Regions from separate parts of the Homo sapiens genome. Here all the other regions are linked to region 4. A link is a loop called in an ENCODE intact Hi-C map of the cell type or tissue named here. Cell type or tissue: heart left ventricle. All regions are shown on one strand. Region 1 overlaps SPRED2 (sprouty related EVH1 domain containing 2). Region 2 has its middle 55 kb from the start of LINC03050. Region 3 overlaps SPRED2 (sprouty related EVH1 domain containing 2). Region 4 overlaps SPRED2 (sprouty related EVH1 domain containing 2).

What was found. Hi-C counts contacts between places; a loop is a spot of excess contacts. Peaks named below come from ENCODE experiments on the same cell type or tissue, not always from the same donor. Only the 100,000 strongest peaks of a DNase experiment are listed, where the experiment ranks them.
Region 1: it touches region 4 in a loop (3.0-fold over the local background); 17 of 110 quality-filtered maps call a loop at or near these places.
Region 2: it touches region 4 in a loop (3-fold over the local background); 6 of 110 quality-filtered maps call a loop at or near these places.
Region 3: it touches region 4 in a loop (2.7-fold over the local background); 17 of 110 quality-filtered maps call a loop at or near these places.

What each region holds. Positions count from the first base shown.
Region 1 is chr2:65,379,935-65,384,934 of GRCh38, reverse strand. All of the region lies in intron 1 of SPRED2 (sprouty related EVH1 domain containing 2), which reads left to right. Among named protein-coding and RNA genes, the nearest start is that of SPRED2, 50 kb to the left of the region's middle. RefSeq lists enhancers at 1,547-1,596, 1,807-1,936. In heart left ventricle, a CTCF peak has its summit at 2,094; DNase peaks (open chromatin) are centred at 811 and 1,914; H3K4me3 peaks cover 1,560 bases; H3K27ac peaks cover 1,855 bases.
Region 2 is chr2:65,545,336-65,550,335 of GRCh38, reverse strand. It overlaps the pseudogene RN7SL635P. Among named protein-coding and RNA genes, the nearest start is that of LINC03050, 55 kb to the left of the region's middle. In heart left ventricle, no CTCF peak of the experiment used is centred here; no DNase peak of the experiment used is centred here; H3K27ac peaks cover 1,418 bases.
Region 3 is chr2:65,364,550-65,369,549 of GRCh38, reverse strand. All of the region lies in intron 1 of SPRED2 (sprouty related EVH1 domain containing 2), which reads left to right. Among named protein-coding and RNA genes, the nearest start is that of SPRED2, 66 kb to the left of the region's middle. In heart left ventricle, no CTCF peak of the experiment used is centred here; no DNase peak of the experiment used is centred here; H3K27ac peaks cover 440 bases.
Region 4 is chr2:65,310,211-65,315,210 of GRCh38, reverse strand. It overlaps SPRED2 (sprouty related EVH1 domain containing 2), which reads left to right. Exons shown (of 6, transcript NM_181784.3): 6 at 1,042-4,360. The coding sequence ends at 1,710. Among named protein-coding and RNA genes, the nearest start is that of ACTR2, 85 kb to the right of the region's middle. In heart left ventricle, a CTCF peak has its summit at 1,902; DNase peaks (open chromatin) are centred at 1,370, 1,810 and 4,600; H3K4me3 peaks cover 199 bases; H3K27ac peaks cover 2,324 bases.

The sequences.
Region 1 (5,000 bases), 70 kb before region 4:
AATTTATAGCAGATCTACTGTGTGTCAAGTTTTGTTCTGAACAGGTGGAGAGGAGGGCACAGAAATGAACAGGCAATGAACAAGGAGCCTGGAACTCTTGGTGAATCGAGGTGTGCATGAGAGACAGGCAAATGAATAAGCATACTGTAAATCAAGGCCAGAGAGTGCCTCTGAATGGGGACCTGACAGGGTGGAAACCGATCTTCTTGTCTTGAAGTCTTCCTTGAGGGAAAGGATGAGTTTCACTGGAGTGAGGAAGAGGTAAGGAGGGCTTTTCTCCGTGGGGGTAGCATCTGCCTTCTGGGGTCGGTCTAAGGGAGGTGTGGGGAAGGGGCTGGCCTCACGGGCCTGCACCCTATGCTACCACACCGGCTTGCTCTCAGAAGGGCCCCACACTTGGTTTAATGCTCTGCTGTTGCTGCCTTGAAATTCTTACTAAGTTTTGAACTAATTATTATTTAGTTAATAAATAACAAATTATTTTCATTTTGTACCAGGCCCTGCAAATCATGCAGCTGGTCCTGCCTATGGAGATGGGACTGTAAAAGTAGATTTGGCTGGATTGTGAAGAGCTTTGCCCGTCAAGCTTGGGAACATCTGACTTTATTCCATAAGCAGTAGGGAGCCATGGAAAGTATGCTGACAGGGTTGGGAGAAAGGGGCACTGGAGGCTGTGAGACCAGGGAGGCCAGCAGTCCACCGAGGGAGGCTGATAACACCACGCTGGGATAGACACCGAGAGCTGCAGTTCCCACACCTGGTGGAGATAGGCCGGCTCTGGGCACTGGGAAGGAGGCCGAGAGCGGCCGTTGCAGGTGGCTGAGGCTTCTAGCTGAGCAGATCCTGCACATCAAGAATGCAGGAGAAAGAAGTCCCTCAGCCAGTGGCAGCGAGGCAGATGTTTTGCAGGAGTGGGGCAAGGCTCTTTCCAGAAAGACCCGGAAATCTCTGGTGGGACAGCTTGTAGAAACATGCACTGCAGCTGCTCAGCTACAGCAAATGACCTGCAGATCAAGGTTTTTGTCAGTATCGAGAGCTTCACTAGAACAAATATTCATCCAAAAATAAACTTCCCGTTCTTCCTGTTTTTATAACTTGCCTATTTCCTCTGAGTTTGAGGCTGGGCTCCAGTTCCATGGGTTATTAATCTTCAGAGGATCAAGACCTCTATAGAAGTATTTCCTGTACATGTTTATCTACCCAGCCCTAAATTATATTCTCCAAATGATAAGAGAACTTTTCCATACTCGTGTGTCAGACTTCTCCTTAGGGAGATTTCGATTAGGCACCACAGCAAGTAGGGCCAAACCAGAAAGCCTTATCTCAGAACATAGGGAACCCACGTAACGGTGGGGAGCGGCCTTTGGTGGGTTTTGATGGGCACTCAGCCTCCCTCCTCCATGTGAAAGGTAGCTTCTTTCTGGCCAGAGTTCTAAGGACATAAAGTAATAGCTGAAGAGGGCCCTATCTGAGGATATTTTAAATTCCCTGTTGAATACCACAGGGGATATTAGCTAAAGAAATTCTGCTCCTTTGAAGAGCTCAAAATACCCCTCATTGGACCATCACTTGTTCTTACAGCATCTTCCAACTAGAAACAGGGCCCCGGCCTCACAGACAAGGGAACTAGAGTGAACTTGGTGCTCATGACAGCACAGAGCAAGAGGGAAAAGCTCTGTTGAAGCTTGGGCCGAGTTCAGACCTGATAGACAAGTATGGTTAAGCAGGCGTGGGCGCTTTACTCATCGGCCCGGTCCACCTGCCTCTGGAGCCCTTCCTTGCTCTCCTACTTTTTGTGCTTACAGACGCCAAGCTAGCATGCCGGTGGTATTTTTAAAACGTAAGCCTTCTTGTATGACTCTTGCAGAGAGGCGGTGGTGACCGGGCTGCGTGGGTGGCGGCTTGTGCCGCAGCGGAACTTGGAGAAAGGCCAGCTGCCTTTTACTGAGGCCTTCCGAGGTGGGGCTGGGATGCCACATTTTTCAAACACACCACCGCAAGGCAGCACCCCTCCCCCTTAGAGATCCAGGTGACTCCACTGAGAATTACTGCGCCACACCGTGGCTTCTAGACCCACACTGTCAAGTATGTAGTCCTTGCCACCTGGGCTGTTGAACCTGGAAATGAGGCTTGTACGAACTGACTAAAAGTGCAAAATACACATTGGATTTTGAAGCCTTATTACAAAAAGAAAAAAAAGAATGTGAAGTATCTCATTAATGATTATTTTATTTTGGTTACTGTGGAAACAAATATTTTAGATATCTTGGTTTGTGTCAACTATGTTATAATTAATGACACCTGCTTTTTAATTACTCTTTAAATGTGACTACTAGAAAATTTTAAACTGTGTATGTGGCTCAGTTTCCATTTCTATGGGACAGTACCGCTAGTCTGTGCTGTGAGTTCAGCTGCCAGTTGTGGCTTTGAAACCAGTACATTCCCAGAGGCTCCTCTCCTTAGTGGTCTGGCTGAGGGGGGGTTACCCAGCCCTAACCCTAGACTGCCTAGGGTAGTGTGTGGGACAGCCTGCTTCCAGGCAAAAAGTTAATAATTTAATAAGCAGCAGCAAGAATTTCTAAAAATCCTTTCCAAAGCACCCCCCCTGGCTTTTTTTTCTTCTTCTTCTTCGTAGCCTTCTTCCTGGACCAGCCTTCTTCCTGGAAATCTTTTTTTAAATGCAGAACTCTTCCCTTCTGTCCCACATGGGACCTGTGGAGGTGATGGTGTCCAGAGGGGCTATTGTTTTATTTTATTTTCTTGTTTAAATTGTTCTTTTGCCCACAGGTCAGGCTGCTCCAGTAGCTGCCTTTTAACCCTTCCTCTGCAGGACCATCTCAGAAACCACCCAGCAAAGACTGGGAAGCCACTCTTTTAGACCAGTTCCCCCTCCCTTCTCCCTTTGGAGTGGTTACTCAAGCGCAGACATATATTGGGAAAACACAAGGTGGATGTGAAACCAAGGAAACTCCTGCTTTGAGAAGTACAGAAGTGCAGACCCACAACCAACCTCCTAATGTCAAGCTGGCATTTTAGGAAAAAGGTGTGTGTGGTGGGGGGAATTCCACTGGTGTCTGAAAGCCCCCAAGTAATTCCCTGTTGCAAGGAGGAGTCTCATGTTGACTTCAGAGGTCCAGGCAGAACCTGTTGAATTGCACAGTTCCCATTTGCTAGAGGATATTACACGGTGAGATCTCTCTGCTCAGGGACCGGGGCTGAGGGCTTCTGTCATCAGCCAGTGGAGCGGCCCTGCACCGAGGCACCTCCCTGCTTTTGCCACATTTTGCCCACCCTGCTGTCTGTCATGTACTGAACCTTTGCTGGAATAATTGCCATAGGTGTCAACATGTATTAAGGGCTTGCTGTATGAAGGTACTATGCAAAGTGCCTTTTGCTATGTGCAGCTAACTAGCATAACAAACCCCAAGATGCCCCAGAGGAGATACTCTTGTTTCCCTGTTTTGCAGATAGAGAAACTGCAGGTTAGAGAGATGAAATAAGTTGACCAAGCTAGAAATTGGTGGGCAGGGAACACAACTTGGGCCATGCTGCTTTAGAGCTGCCGAGTGTTTAACTGTTAAGGTGTCATTCTGCACTGCCTAGACCAGCCCATGTATGTTACCGTTCCATTCTGCATGAGCATTTGTCTATTATCAAGACATCTGCTGGTGCAGGCTGGGACACAACACCAAGGGAGGGTTAAATTCTGGGTTGCCAAACCAGCTGAGCTACGAGTTGAGGAGCACTGAGCGCCTCTGAGCTTTGCTGGGCTAACTTGGTGAGGTTTGGAAATGAGCAAAGGGGTAAGAAAGAGCCATGTGTCTGGAGTCAGGCTGCCTATTTGGTTTGACCTCTCAATGGCTTCATAGGTTGGGCTACTCCTTCTCTGGGCAGCAGTTTCCCCAGTTCTAAAATGGGGATCCTAAGAGCGCCTTCCTCAGAGAACTGCAATGAGAATTAAAGAGGACACATAAAGGCAAAGTGTACTTGGCATGTCAATGTCATTAATATCATTAATGCCATTTAATGCTCTTTGATGGAGCATAATCTATATAACATGTAATAGAAGATATAATCGTGGCTTGAATTTTTTGTTGTTTTAAGGCAAACACTTCAGAGCATGTACCTTTGCATCTGAACACATACGTCTGTATTTGAATGTTATATCTTTCAAAGCCATGACCTCACCTCAGGAGACTCCTCTCTCAACTTGATCTCACAGCCATTTACTGGAAACATTTTCAGAAGCCTTTGTGGAACTCTTTTCAGAAGAAAAAAAGAGAGAAAGTGGGGGCCATACTTGGCACTAGTAAGTATTTATCTTGTAAAGGTAGATTTTTAAGTTTATTAGAGCTAAGTTTGGTAAATAAGTCCAGAACAAGCTTTGAGCCACTGAAATTTTAAAAATGGTGTTTAACTAACAGTAAGGATGGAATTTTTTTTAATGGCTGACTCATTCATGATTGACTAGCCTCGAAGGCAGTTCCATAAGAAAGGTTCCAGACAGCTTTTGACTTCTGACAGCGTCTCTGGAACGCCAGTAGAGTCTCCTGGGGCAAAAGCTTTAATGACAGGGGTTTGGGGATGAGTACGCAGCCTTGACTAAGATCTATAAGGTTGAGTCTAGAGAGAAAAAATTAGTCTTATTTACACCTACGGTATTAAGTGATACTGGCACCTGAGTCGACCTTGTCTTTGGGGCTTGCATAGCTACAAATGGGACCAGTAACAGAGAAGGTTCTCTGCATCCAAGGAGTAGAGTCCAAAACGTGACTTTTGACTTAGGTTGACTTGCACACCAGGTTTCTCTATACCTTATGATATACAGAATTCAAACCTGAATATGTGAGTGCAGGTCAAGGGAAGGACCCTCAGGTTGGTATCCTCAGCAAGGACTTTAGAGTTGGGTGTGTAAGAAGCACTCAACCTCCTTGTATAGTGCCACGGACAGAGCAGCCAGGGCAGCTGGAAAGCAACACCCAGCTGGGGTGGGTGGAGGA
Region 2 (5,000 bases), 240 kb before region 4:
TGTTTCCGACCCCACTCCTGAATGTATGACAGGCATTTGCTGAGAACAAAGGCTACCATTAGGCATCGCGGCTGATGCTGTGAGAGTCTAAAGGATACACTTTCTACCAGGAGGCTTTCCGCCTAGGAAAGGGGAGACATGAATCTAAATGCACTAGATGAGAGAGCTGTGTAGATGCGCGTCTTCCTCACTGGTCTCAGTCATTTTTTAACCTCCCGCTTACCCACAGTACTGCACCTGGCATGCAGATGATGCTCCCATAATGTTTGGTAAGCATTACATGCAAAATACAAAAGACAGTTCATAGGAGGAAGAGAATGTGTACATGTAATTGCGGTGCATTGGGGCCCATTTATAACAGGGTTTCTCAAGAGTGGCACTGTCAACATCTGGGGACAGGTAATTCTTTATTGTGGGGGCCGTCCTGGCTCTTGTAGGATCTTTAGCAGTATCCCTGGCCTCTCTGCACTGGATACCAGGAGCGCTCAGCCATGATAATTGAAAGTGTCTGCAGCCATTGCCAGATATTCCCAGAGATAACGTCACCCCCACTGAGAATCACTAGGTTATAGCTTTTGTGTCATCCCACTGTCCAATCCTCCTGCCAGGGTCCTGTGTTCTGAGGTTTTTCTATTCCATTTCTAAGAAAATTATGCTTCCTAAAATCTGTGACCTCAGAACTTTATTCTCTGTTTTTCAAAATGTTGATCAAGTCATGCAATAGTGAATTCAAATGAAACTGGTTAACGGAAAAAGATACTAGTAGTTCCCTCACCCACATTCATCTCCAGAATCCATTTGTCACTGGAACATCTGAATAGGGCCACTTGGAAGCAGCCCCATGACATATTAACATCCTACAACATAAACACCCAGATGGCACAAGGGAGGCCCCCACACCAACACTTCACAAGAGCCGCCCCAACCAGCCACTGAGCACAGGAGCTTCGGCTTACAAAAGGCAGCTTACTCCCACCTACCAGGATCACAGAGCATGGCAGAGTGGCCTAGTCACCTTTGAAAGATTGCCTACTCTGTCCAAGATCTAAAAGCCATTGCTTAGAATGGTGACAGTTTTAGGTTACATCCAAATCTGGATCTGAAACCACTTTCCAAGTGTCTGTGTGTCCCCACCTCCTGCTGCAAGGGCTGCCTCAAGATGGGATGCAGGGTACATGACCTAAACGCCCAAAACCCCAGTAAGCATTTCTCATTGAGATCCACCTGCTGGCCCTTCTTAAGGGACAGAGCAAGCGAGTGGAGAGAAAGCCCAGGGACTCGGGTCACCTGCAGAAATGACAATCAGGAAAGCCGTGAGCCGGTTCCCCCACTGGGGCATATTCTGCTTTCTCCTCTTGCCTGAGTTGACTGTGACACGAAGACATTCCTCAGACCCAGTCCCAGTTACCAGAGGTGAGTCAGCTCAGCCCAACAATCCCAATTCAATGCTTATTCACAAATTGTAATTTTAGTACAATAGGGCACAGCTTTAAATAAGAGCTATGAGAAACCCACCCACCTATGACATGGCAGTGGGCTGCTCATCTCCCCACTCTGGGTGGACATTCTGTTAGTCATAGAGGAGCATCTGGGCCCAGCTCACTTGTCTCCCCACTTTCTTGTATCTCCAGACATTTTACCAAACAGACACTGAGTCAGAATAAGTAGGTTTAGCAATTAAAATCTGCGTGGAGGCTGCCTTCAGAAGCATTTGGAGGATTTGGAAATAAATATTCCTCCACTGCAAATCAAACACTCATTGTAAAAACCTGAATGTAATATGCATGAAGACAAACTCGAGCTGAAATCTCATGACATAATCTTTTTCTCCTTCAACGAGGAACATAAAGGACTTCCATTCGCTTGCAGGGCAGGCTGAATAATTCAGAGTAGAAGCAGAATGGTCTCTAAGTACAAGAAGCAGTGAGATCCTGTCAAAGGAAGCATCTACCTGGTTCTGAACACAGAAATTTCCATTGGAAACACTGTGCAGACAAGGAATGCCCCTAGACGACACCCTATCACACTAAAGCCGGGGTGTTGAAATGAGGCAGAGTCAGGTAGTCTGAACACACCCGATTTCTGGTCAATGCTTCCTTCAGCCTCAGAGAGGAAGTCAAGAGCTAGATGTTTCTGTATTTTGGCCAACCCTACAAGGCCAGCTGGAGAAGGCCCCCTGCAGCATCTCATCCCAGATGGAAGGAAAGGCACCCGAGCCACCAAGCCTGACATCATGCCAGGAAGATGGTCCTTCAGGATGGGTCATCTTTGTCCTCTCCAGGCCTGTTGTGGGAGCTGTGAGCCTCCTGGACCTGCTGGACCGCTCTAACAGGAGGTGGTTAGAGCCCCAGCTTAATATGGCCAAGGTTTGTCTTCCATTTACATGAGGATCACTGGATATCCCCCTTTTATAAAGTTCCTGGATTACACACTGCACCTCCCACCCCTGGTAGCTGGTGCAAACATCTGCCACCCAGGATCCATGCAGATCCAGTCTCACACACATGCATACACACACACACACACACACACACACACACACAACCTAAAAGCATCATTCCCAGAGCCAGAGCCTGCCACAGCCTCCTACAGGCAGCCCAGCTCCTGTTCAAGGTGAGGTCTAAGAGTTCCCAGCAGAACAGGGCCTGTCCCAAGGACATGAGCTATAACAAAGCCAAATTGTTTCACACTCTAGTCTTGACTAAGGAGCTCTCATTTTTCCATCTGGATGTCCAAAGCCACACTGCAGGCTGGCAGTGGATCCAGGCTAGAATGGACTTCTACTCTGAACGTAAGACACTGTTTCCATCATTCATTATGAGATACAAAATCTACATTCAAATGTCTCAGTCTGTAAAACTCCAGGCTAGTGGTTCTTAGCATTTTTAGGGTCACAGACTCCACTGAGAAATTGATAAAAACCAAAGACTCTTTGCCTGGTCAAATGTACTTTCACATAAAATTGATGGCACAGTTTTAGGGCTTAAAAGAAGCCCTGAAAACCATCCATAAATGACTAAAAGCCTCTTCCCTGGTCACTGGATTGTAAAGCAAGAGGGCACTTCCTAACCACTTTGCACCTGCCCAACTTCAGGTAATCTCAGTTAAAACGTCTCTTGTGTTAGGGTAAAGCACCAGTATTTCCTGGACTGGTCAAGAGTTAAGCCTGCAAGTAGCAGAAACTTCCTGGCTCACTTCTATGTGCTGGCAATGGGCAACATCTCTCAGCAGCTATGATTTTTTTTTTTTTTTTTTTGAGACGGAGTCTCCCTCTGTCGCCCAGGCTGGAGTGCAGTGGTGCCATCTCAGCTCACTGCAAGCTCCGCCTCCCGGGTTCACGCCATTCTTCTGCCTCAGGAGCGAGTAGCTGGGACTACAGGCGCCCGCCACTACGCCCGGCTAATTTTTTGTATTTTTAGTAGAGACGGGGTTTCCCGTGTTAGCCAGGATGGTCTCGATTTCCTGACCTCGTGATCCGCCAGCCTTGGCCTCCCAAAGTGCTGGGATTACAGGCGTGAGCCACCGCACCCGGCCTGCAGCTATGATTTGTTGAGCGGTTACTACATGCCAGGCCCAAAGCAGGGCTCCCATGCATTTTTGTCCTTTAACCCTTAAAATTACCCTATAATTGCAGGATCAATGTTTCCATTTTACAGATGAGGGCATTAAGGCTCAGAGAGGTGAAGTGCCCTTCTCAAGAAGTCCTGCAAGCTGCAAGTATGCCTGCCAACGCACTAAGGGCCCATCAATTGCACCAGGCATGGTCAGCCCGAGCAAATGCCTTCCTCTAAATTAGTAGGACTGGGCTAAAATCCCAGAGTACTTGGTGAGAGAGTTGCTAAAAATTTTGACTGTTTGCAAACTGGGATTGTCTTCATTTTTATTTGCCTTTGGACTTCCTGTTTAGAGATGAAAACAAGCACAGAATTTTCCGGAGGCCTACTCTTTCTGAATTTGTAATAGAACTACAAAAAGAACACTAATTTCAAGGAAGCCTCCATCTCCTCTTATAGATAAGATGTGTGTGTGATGAATGAAAACAAAAACTTAGCTCAGTGTGGAAGTTGATCATCAATAATGACATCAACTCAGCTTTAGTCACATTTAAAAAAAACTAGGAGTCTAACAACTGCATTTTAAAATAACAGTGACTGAACAAGCTTGGTAAGTAAGATCATTAGACAGACATTTAGAGAGTGACTTAGCCCTATGCCTGGCACTGTTCTATGCCCTGGCAATGCAGAGGTGGTAAGGCAAGGTCCTCTCCACAGCAAACTCATCATTAGCAGGGGAGGTGGGGAAGACATGTGATTAACTGGAATAACAATGTGTTAACTGCTTTACCAGTGATTTGACTGAGGTGCCAAAGGCCAGAGAGCAGGAAGTGAGTAATGCTGGGGAAAGGAGAGGAAAGGCCTCAGAGGCTCAGGGAAGGTCTCAGGAGGTCAGGGAAGGAAGAAGAAGATCTCTCCAAGTCCAGAAGGGCACTGTGGATGGAGGACACAGCGTCAATGGGAACCAGAGGGAAACTCATTAGAGACGAGAGCTGGCTGAGGTGCAGGCTCCATGTGTGGCAGGAGGAGATACAGGATGGGAGCCAGAATAGGAAGGCGGTAGCCACATGCTGAAGGCCTTGGTGGCTGGGCAGTGGCTCACACCTGTAATTCCAACACTTTAGGAGGCCGAGGCAAGAGGATTGCTCAAGCCCGGGAGTTCTAGGCTACGGTGCACCACGCCGATCAGGTATCTACAGTAGGTTTGTCATCAATATGGTGACCTCCCTGGAGCAGGGGACCACCAGGTTGCCTAGGCAGAGTGTACCAGGCCAGGTCAGAAACTAAGCAGGTCAAAACTCCCATGCTGATCAGTAGTGGGATCATGCCTGTGAATAGCCACTGCACTCCAGCCTGGGCAACATGGTGAAATCCCATCTCAAAAAAAAAAAAAAAAGGCCTTGGTCAACTATGAGGAGTCACCAAGAGGTTTTTTTTTTTTTAATG
Region 3 (5,000 bases), 54 kb before region 4:
ACCATGTTTTGATGCCTTTGTTGTTATAATGAGTAAAATGTGTTCTGAAGAAAACTTAGAGTAAAAGTAAAAGATCAGGGGAAAAGTATCGCATATGCTATCACCACCAAAGTTCTTTCTTCAGGCTTATTGGGATGGTAGTGGGGGTTGGGGGTGGGGATTCTGTGGTCAAATAAATTTGGAAAATGCAAGCCTAGAAAAACTTGAACAATATTCTCAGGGATATAGTATGATGTTTTCCCAAAATGTGTGCATGTGTGTGTGTATGTGTGTGTGTGTGTATGTGTATGTATGTGTCTCCCCTTATAAAAATGTTTATAAGGAATATCCTTTGAGAAACCCAAACCCAGAGGCATTTCCCAGTGTTAACACTTTGGTAAATTTCTTTATGGTCCAATATTTTTCAAATGGGTGGGCATGTCAGCAACAGTAACTGTGGTGATTATTAAATACTTAAAAAATCATTTTTTTTTGAGACATGGTCTTTTGCTCCATCACCCAGGCTGGAGTGCGGTGGTGCAAACATAGCTTACTGCAGCTTCAGCCTCCCAGGTTCAGGCTATCCTCCTGCCTCAGCTTTCTGTGTAGCTGGGACCACAGGCATGCACCACCATGCCCAGCTACTTTTTGTATTTTTTGTAGAGACAGGGTCTCACTTTGTTGCCCAGGCTGGTCTCCAGCCTCAAGCAGTCCTCCCACCTCAGCCTCCCAAAGTGTTGGGATTACGGGCATGAGCCACTGCACCCAATAATCTCTTTTTTAATTTTTTTAGGAATAGGGGTTATATATATTCATTCCTGTGTGTTTGTGAATGTTTAAGTTTATTTTGAAACAGTTCATAATTACAGAAATGTTGCAAGAACAGTATGAAGGACTCCCCTATTCTCATTTCCCCATTTGTTACCATTTTACTATCTTTGCCTTATTCTCATTGTTTGTGCATGTGTGCACACATTATTATTGCTATTATTTTTGTATTTTTCATTACTGAAATCTGAATTATAAAATTCTTCAATGAACTGTGAACTTATTTCTCCAAAATACTATAGAAACTCAAATTAGACTACAAGTTTATTAATTTCCCCCATTTCTACCTGCTGCATTAAGGTAAATTATGCTTTTCAAGTGTGTGAAAAGTTATAAAATTTCAAGGAAACATTTTGATAAGGCTGCAGCCTGCAGTCCTCGTGAGGAGGAAAGAATTGTCAAAGCCAAGGAAGTCTTCAGTTGAGGCCCATGCACAATCCTAATCAGTCTGGATTAGTGAGGTTGTAATTTGATGTTGGATGGGACTGTCCCAACCATTTGGAGCCAGTTTGAAGTCCTATTAGACAGGGTCCTTTAAGAATTAGAGTCAGCTGTTTGCTGAGGTGTGAACCTCAGCCTGAAACATGCTTCCATTTTTAAGTTTCAGGACTAAGGGGGCCATGCAGGAGCTCTGGGCTTTAGTGACCCCTCTATTTTGTTTCCTGTGGTGACTTGTCATGTTTTCACAGCGCATCAATATGGATAGTTTTTAAAGTGACAGCCAGTTTCAACAGTGGTTTTATTTCACATACATTGGAGCTTCCATATCTGGATTTTTTTTTTGTCAGCCACTAAATCAAAGCTCTTCCTCCTCCAGATGGTTTAAGACACCCAATTTGAACATTAAGTGAGTCAAGCAAACCCTGTGCCACATTACCAAAGGGCCTGCTGGTTTAAGAGACTATGGATGTGACTTACATAACCTCTCATGGAGCATTTCCAAAACCTTGTAAGGAAGCTGGGTATAGTCACCTCTCCTTCATAACGTTAACACTGAGCCATGAAGCCAGGGCTTGTGTCCTCAGAGAATGCATAAGGAAACAATCACCAGATCGCCCTGGGAGGAGAAGGCACTAGGCGTTTGTTCAGGAGGTTGATGCAACACTCACAACAGCCGCAGGATACATGTATCATACCTCCCAGCTGGAAGGCAGAAACAACTTCAAGTTCAGCTCCCACACTCACATGTGTGGTAGCTCTATACCTAACTAGAAAAGTGCCTTGTTTAGGTATAAATTAGATTGCAGGGACTGAAAAAAAAATTTTTTTTAATTTTTAAAAACATTTTATTATGAAAATTTTCAAAGATACTTCAAAAAAGAGAAATACAGTCAGCCTGCATATACGCACTACACAGATGCAACCATTTATCAAGATTTTGCCACATTTCTTTACCCCGTCCCTTATTTATTTTTTGCTAAAATATTCACAACAAACCCCAGATATCATATCATTTTACCCCTAACATACTTCAACATGCCTCTCTAAAAAAGTAGACATTTTATAAACACAATGCCACTATCCCACCTATAAAATTAATCCAGGACCAAAATTTTGATGTATACTTTTTACATAGCTTCTGCAGCTGGGTAACCTCACAGCACAAGAATCAACAAGTCCATGCCTACACGAATTCAGCTGATAACTTTAAAGAGAGGGATCCTTGCTCTCAACTTTGGACGAAATTCTTTGGTTTGGGGCTGGGGGCAGGTGAAGAATTTGCACTTGTGGTTCTCCAGAATGTAATCTCAGGTATTGAACTGTGCCATTTGCTTCCTGGGCATTTCATCCTTTCATCAATGATTGGTAATCATAACTTACAGGAATTTTTAAAACAATATTTTAATTGGAAAACGCATCTGTCAGCTGTCAGGCTTCCAGTTTCCACTTTTGAGAAGCAGGATGTTGAATGTGAGTAATGACACAACAGGCCTATAAAATGCGGACTAACCCTCGGATGACTCATCCGGTACAATGCAGTATATTTGTCAAGGAGACTGAATCATATATGGGGGAAACCACTTCTCAGGCAGCCAGCTGGTTCTCAGGTCAGCAAGAGACGATCCATTTTTATCGGAAGCTTTATAGTAGCAATAATGCTAATACCCAGCACTCGGGCTCCACAATGTAGAGGAAATGGCATCGCCTGGCAGGTACGTGCTTACTGTTTACATGAACTTTATTTTTTCATTGTTCTCTTATTCTTAACCTTTCTGGTGCCTGCTTTTAGCATTTTTTTAAAGGAGAAAATTTATCCTAGTTGTAGAGGACCACAGTGTGTATGTGTTTGTATTTGTGTGTGCCCACGTGCAAGGACAGATAGGTAACCTCTGGTCTGTTGATAGACACAGAGCTCTTAGCCTCTCATGCCTCTTTCTGAAAACAAATTTCTCCTTAGATATTCTGATAGAAATGTTTTGTTGTTGTTGTTGTTGTTTTTTATTATTAAGTCCTGAATCTAAAAGATGCTGCCTAGGAAACAGCTTGCAGAGATGGTATACCTCTTGGGTGGGTAGTGTAGAGCTTTAAAACAAATGAATAAGCAGAGGTGAGCTGAAGGAGGTGGTCTAACAATTACTATTGTGTTACGTTGGATTTCTTTCAGTACTGTGCTTTTTTCCTACCCCCATGATGCGTGACTTAATGCAAGAAAGCTTTATTCCCCTACGGAGTGAATAGGGTGGGTTTTGTTTGTTTGTTTGTTTGTTTGTTTTTATAAATCACAATTTGCTCATACTGAATTCATGCATTAACTTTTTCTAGGTGGGAGAAAGGGTAGTGGGGATTTGGTAGCAACATTTAATTATAGCGTTCACATGATCTGAAGGATCATTCTGCATAATTGGGAGGCTGTGTCTGCCTGTCTGACCCTCTCTCTTTCTTCACCCACTAAATTTAAACAATGTCTGACTAGTTAAAGCACATATCTTATTTATTTGAGTGTATTAAACATTCCTATGTGTGTTGACAGTCTATTCAGTGTCTCCTCATATTTTAAAAAAATACTTTGTGAGTCTTGCTTGTTAGGGACAGATGCTATAGTTAGTTTATAGCAGTACTATTTATGCTTTCCTGGTCTGTCTGTCCAGAATGGCTAGGTCAGGACCTATAACACAACTGCCCACAAATTTGCCTAAGATTTAGCATTTGTGGAGCAGCCCAGTGTATAGCAGTAAATCCTGTTATCACTCAGAGAGCATTAAACAGATCTGGGGTTACCAAGCTGGAAAAATCGGCAATCTTTGTTTCTCTTCCCCTTTCTTATAAAATCCATAATAATGACTTGTTTTCCTTGAAGTGTATGAATTTTAAGCTGTCAGTAAATGCATTCAATTTACTTAACTACATTCAGAAATTCCTATAATTTGGAAAACCAGCATGAAGGGAGTTTGTTTCTGTTTGTTTTGTAGATTAAGGGGTGTACTTTTTATAGAATGGCCAATTTGTTTTTGGAGACAAGACCATCTCTAAATTTCATTAATTTTGCATTCTATAAATGAAAGCCACCTGTTATGCTGTAACGTGCTAATTATGGTAGAGGACAATAATGAAGAAGAACAGTATTTGAAATATGTGGGGGTTTTGCTAAGAATTTTCATGCCCACATCTGTAGTGCTTATTTTTATGTGTGTATACATGCATATATAGTACACATTTAATAATAGCACTTGGTGACATTAAAAAATACTTCAGATTCAAAGTGAGGGCCATTTTTTATTAACAACATTTTTTTAAGTTGTGAAAGAAAGGCTACTTTAAAAGTGTTAGCTTGAACTAAGACCCATATTTTGCCATCTTATAGTAAACGGGGTTTTTTCTTATAGTTTTGGTGAATGCCACACTCAACTTAGGGTTCACTTTATCAAATTCATTAGAAAAATATACATTAATTTTGTTTTATTTTAAAGACAGAATAACTAATTTCCTGTGCTTTCACGGAAACATTAGGTTTCATGGTAGCATTTTTTTTTTCCTTGAGGCCTATGGTAAATGATTATAGTCAGGGATAAAAAAAACATTTATTTTAAAGTTCTTGATTTAGTGACACTTTCTGTGTCTTGTTTTTCTGTGATTTGTATAGTTGGGACTCGCTCAGGTCCTGTCCACATTCTTTCCAGAGCACCATATTCTGTTAGCTTTGGTTACAGTACACAGAGGGTATACTGACCATTGAAATTGGACAATGATAATCA
Region 4 (5,000 bases):
TCCTCAACCCCTGAAAAACCTTCATGCCCAAAGGACTTCGAAAGCAAGAAGTCTCAGTTCTCTGCCTCCACTGAGAGGCCCTGGGTGAGCCAGGGTTATATGCATGTAATTAATAAATATTTATTCAGTGTCTGCTGCTCTGGACAAGGCAGGGTTGCAGCCTGTAGCAGGACTAACTGCAGAGAAAAGCCTCTTCCACCCTGAGGGAGAATGCAGCTTAGATTTGCAGGTTTCTAGAGGGTGTGGCTCTTGGTCTGGCCACTCACTATTTGTGAGATCCTGGCAGGAGTGAAACTTCAGTTTCCGGAGCCTTCACTCTATCCTTCTCCTGTCCGCATCTCACCAGATGACATGGTGAGCTACTGTTTCCTAGTGTCCCCTGTCTCTTGAAGGAGACACCCACAGGGAGAAATGCATCTCCTATTGTGATCCTTTGTGGACATATTGTGCACATATGGATAATGAAGTTTCGTAAAACAGGACTTACCTTCTCACATGTATTGCACTCCAGTGTCCTTATTCTATTTCAATTTTTAAAAAGCCAGCCTTACAAAAGAGAACATACCATACAAAAATAGGCAAAACTAATGCAGGCCTTTAGAAGTGAGTGTAGCCCTCACACTGGGGCTAGGAGATCCCTGAGGGAGGCGGAAGATACTCTGGGGCACAGGTCCTGTTCTGCCTCTTGATCTGAGTGTGCCATGCTCCTGAGAACGCATCACACTGTGCCCTTGCCATGTGCACACTCCCCTGCCTGTATGGCAGTGCGTCACCAGAAAGGGAAAATACTGCCGGTCTCAACCCACGAAATTGATTTCCTGGCCCATTAATGGATTGAGACTCTATTTGAAATACATCTCTGACTGGGCGACAGGATATTCAGTAATTTCAGGAAGGGTCTGTTTCTTCACGGAGCATCGTGATGGAGTTATCGAGAAAGGTGCATTTTGGACGGCTAGGGAGGGAGAAGGTGGGGTGTTTTTTTGTTTGTTTGTTTTTTGGCCGCTGCTGTAAAATAATGTCTCCTCTCCTACGGGACAGCCGATGCCAAGGCCCTACCGCCAGGTGAGCTTCCCGGACGACGACGAGGAGATCGTGCGCATCAACCCCCGGGAGAAGATCTGGATGACGGGGTACGAGGATTACCGGCACGCACCCGTCAGGGGCAAGTACCCGGACCCCTCGGAGGACGCGGACTCCTCCTACGTGCGCTTCGCCAAGGGCGAGGTCCCCAAGCATGACTACAACTACCCCTACGTGGACTCCTCAGACTTTGGCCTAGGCGAGGACCCCAAAGGCCGCGGGGGCAGCGTGATCAAGACGCAGCCCTCCCGGGGCAAGTCGCGGCGGCGGAAGGAGGACGGAGAGCGCTCGCGGTGCGTGTACTGCAGGGACATGTTCAACCACGAGGAGAACCGCCGGGGCCACTGCCAGGACGCGCCCGACTCCGTGAGAACTTGCATCCGCCGGGTGAGCTGCATGTGGTGCGCGGACAGCATGCTCTATCACTGTATGTCGGACCCCGAGGGAGACTATACAGACCCTTGCTCGTGCGATACTAGCGACGAGAAGTTTTGCCTCCGGTGGATGGCTCTTATTGCCTTGTCTTTCCTGGCCCCCTGTATGTGCTGTTACCTGCCCCTTCGGGCCTGCTACCACTGCGGAGTGATGTGCAGGTGCTGTGGCGGGAAGCACAAAGCGGCCGCGTGACTCAGTTTCCCTCCCTTCTCCCTCCATCCGCAGCCACAGGGGAACTCGTCTCTTACATACTCTCATCTTCTCCCCCGCTCCCTTCCACTCCAAGGAGCGAGGAGGGCAAGCGGCCTCCCAGCTCCCTGGTACCTCGAGGCACCATTCCAGCCAGGGACGCTGCCGGGTAGACTCTCCACTCCCCCTGCCGCCCACACTGCAGCAGCCACATCCATACACACACGCTCGCACAGTGTTCTGAGGAAGGAACCTTCGCCACAGACTCCTGTACTATTAACAATCTGTAACCAAGCTAACTGTCTCATCCATGTGTTGATTTCCTGTTTCCTCCTCCCCCGCCTCTTCCAGTTCAAAGGAGTCTGCAATTGGAACTGCTGATTTTCGGTGGGTTTTGTAGTTGATTTTTCCAAGAGCGTCGAAGACTCTCTTTCTCTTGGTTCACCTTGCCTGTCGCTAGCAAGCATCTGGTTCAGCGGAAATGGGATGTGAGAATGATGAAACCCGACAGAAGTATCTCAGCCTGCAGTCAGTTATTATGTATAGGAGGTGAGCTAGTTAACAAACTTGTACCACAAAACAATATCGCTTTAACTTTTCTAAAGCCAAATTTCCCATGTAAGCTGCAGTTTCTATCTTTAGCCCATCATCATTTTCTGCCCCCCCAAAATCTGTTGAAATGATTCACTGATGCAAAACATTCACCCGTAATAGACTGAGAATTGAGCCTTAACTTCAGATTAACTTGTGAGAATCAGGAAAATTCCTTCAACTGCATTGCATCCTCTTGGACCAGGGCTAGAATGGGGATTTCAGGTTTCTATGAGCCTCCCCATTACCCCTAAAGTAGAACATTTTTTAAATTGTGTTGCCACCACTTCTAAAAATTTAGCAATATTAGAATAGGATACTAGTGAAGTAAGAAATTTTGCTTGTTGTTTTGCAAACCAAATAGTTTCCTCAAACACAAATCAGTGTTCCCACGAACAAGTTCCAGTTGAGAAACACTAAGGTTATGGTGAATAAAACCATAGGGAGCTTCTTCCCCCCAACCCCTGGCTATTTTATATTAATGGGGAGAGGGGATTTTTAAATGTCATAAATTTGAAGAGTGGTGGGTTGCATTTTCTTCATGGGTTTATGTTTTCGTTTCATTTTGGACTCAATTTCACATCACCAAATTCCTCATTTATACTTGGGGAAAAAACAAGGCCATATGTAAAAACCCTTCCAATGCCTAAGTGTCTTTCTCCTGCAACTCCAAACCCAGACTCGCCACTTTGGGTGCACAGGTGGTTAGGTCAGCCAACTGGTTCTGCCTGTCGCCTTGCCACGGAGGAGGCTTCTAATTAGCTGGAAAAGAGTATTTTTCTAATACGTTGCAAGGATTAGCCAAATCTTCTTATTGAAGAAAGAAGAAAAGTGAAGAGTGGTTACCTATACCTAGCATAGTACAATCAGAACCTCGTGGAGACCACCGGGGACAGGCTTGCGGACGCCGGCTGTTCTTCCCGCCACGATCTTTCTGTGGTAGCGGCCAGCAGAAGACATGGCCTGCTCCCCACTCCCTTTCCCCACTCCTTCTTTATTGCACACAGGACACCAGTCTTCAAGGAAAGGGACTTTTTTCCAGTCTGCCAATCATATTGGGAAAGTGCTAGCTGTGCTCACCTTCATGGGGCTGTTTCCAGCTCGTCCACAAGCTCATCGATTTTCTTTAGTAGATTACCGGTGTAAATACCCAGTGTGCTTATGAGTCAGTTAGTAGACGTCTTCATTCATTGGAGTAACTGGTTTAGGCTTTCCAGTTTGGAAAAGGAGCAGAGAGCTGTCCATCTGGATTGATGGAAGAAAAGAGAACCTCATCCATGCCTGGAGAACATCTAGAAAACCTTCAGCCAGCCTCCAGTGCTGTCGAGAGACCACCTTCCCCCGACCCGGAGGCACTTCCTTGGGGTCTTTCTCTAGGGTCTCTTCTCTACAAAGCACAACACTAATGTTCGTTTCCTTAGACCTCAGTTCAAGTGCCCCTATTTATTTCAATAAGAACGCACATATCCCAGCTGTTTTTTGTTTGTCACCTCTATTTAGTTGTTACCTGTTTCTCTCTTCTTTCACCCCTTGTCCTTTTCCACCCTTTTAAGAGTTACGCTAGCAGATCTTACTCCACGTATACTTTTTGGTTTGTGAAGGCATCGGTTAAGGGCACAAAGACAGCCATGGGGACATTTATGTAAATACGTCTCTAATTGCCACACTGCAGCTGAACAGTGTGTAGTATTTTCCCAGTCAGCTTTGCCATACTGACGTCAATCATTTGAGAGAAATTATTCAGATTTTATTTTTGTATCTGTGGTAACAAAACATTAACCAAAAGATTTTCTGTCCAGAAGCCTCCCCGACCCCCCAAGCTATTTGCTCACATTAACAAATTAAAGTGCCTGAAGCATAATTCATTCTTTACCTGTATACTAAAAACCCTGTTGTATTGATTTTTTTATAATAAGCCTTTTTACCTCTGTGTAAAAAATATATATACAAGTGTATGATGTACATTTTAGTTCTTAACTTTTTTTTATGGTTTCTAATATGTATGACCAATGTAGCCATTGCTTTAAAATGTACCGTGTAAATATAAACACATCCTATCAGATCGCTGGCTTTGGGGTATTTGTCTGGCAGGAGACGAGGTGATGCTAGAGCGTTGGCAGATCTTGGAGTTCCCGCATACAGGATGGGACAGGGCTTCCTGTGCCGAAGGACATGTGGACACCGGTCTGTTTTTTCAAGGCCCTTTCCTCCTATGGTTATGTCATATTCCCAAGGGGAGACTGCAGCTCCTTGGGCTCGGATGCCTCAGTGAAAGGAAGGCTGCAGGCCACCGCCCAGGAACACCCCCTCTTCCTAGGCCTGGCTTCCCCAACGAGCGCTCCTCAGAGGGAACAGCTGTACTTCCTCTAAGTTGTTTTCCACTGATCCCTGCTGAACCTCAGGGATATGTGTGTGTGTGTGTGTGTGTGTGTGTGTGTGTGTGTGTGTGTGTGTAGTTTGGAGGACAATTTCTCGCAGAAAACAATTGTTAACACTGCAAGATGCTTGGTCTCCTCCGAGCAGCTCTCTTTGGCCCACTTTCCTTTCCAAATTGACACTTTGGATGCTCCAGAGCTACAGTGACAATCCCCAGGAGGAAATAAAGTATGAGGTCTTCTGAGGGTCACAGAGAAAAATTTCTCTAGAGAAAGGAGTAGGGCCCTTAAAAGGAGATATATAGGAGGGGCCTTGCGTCTTAGTGT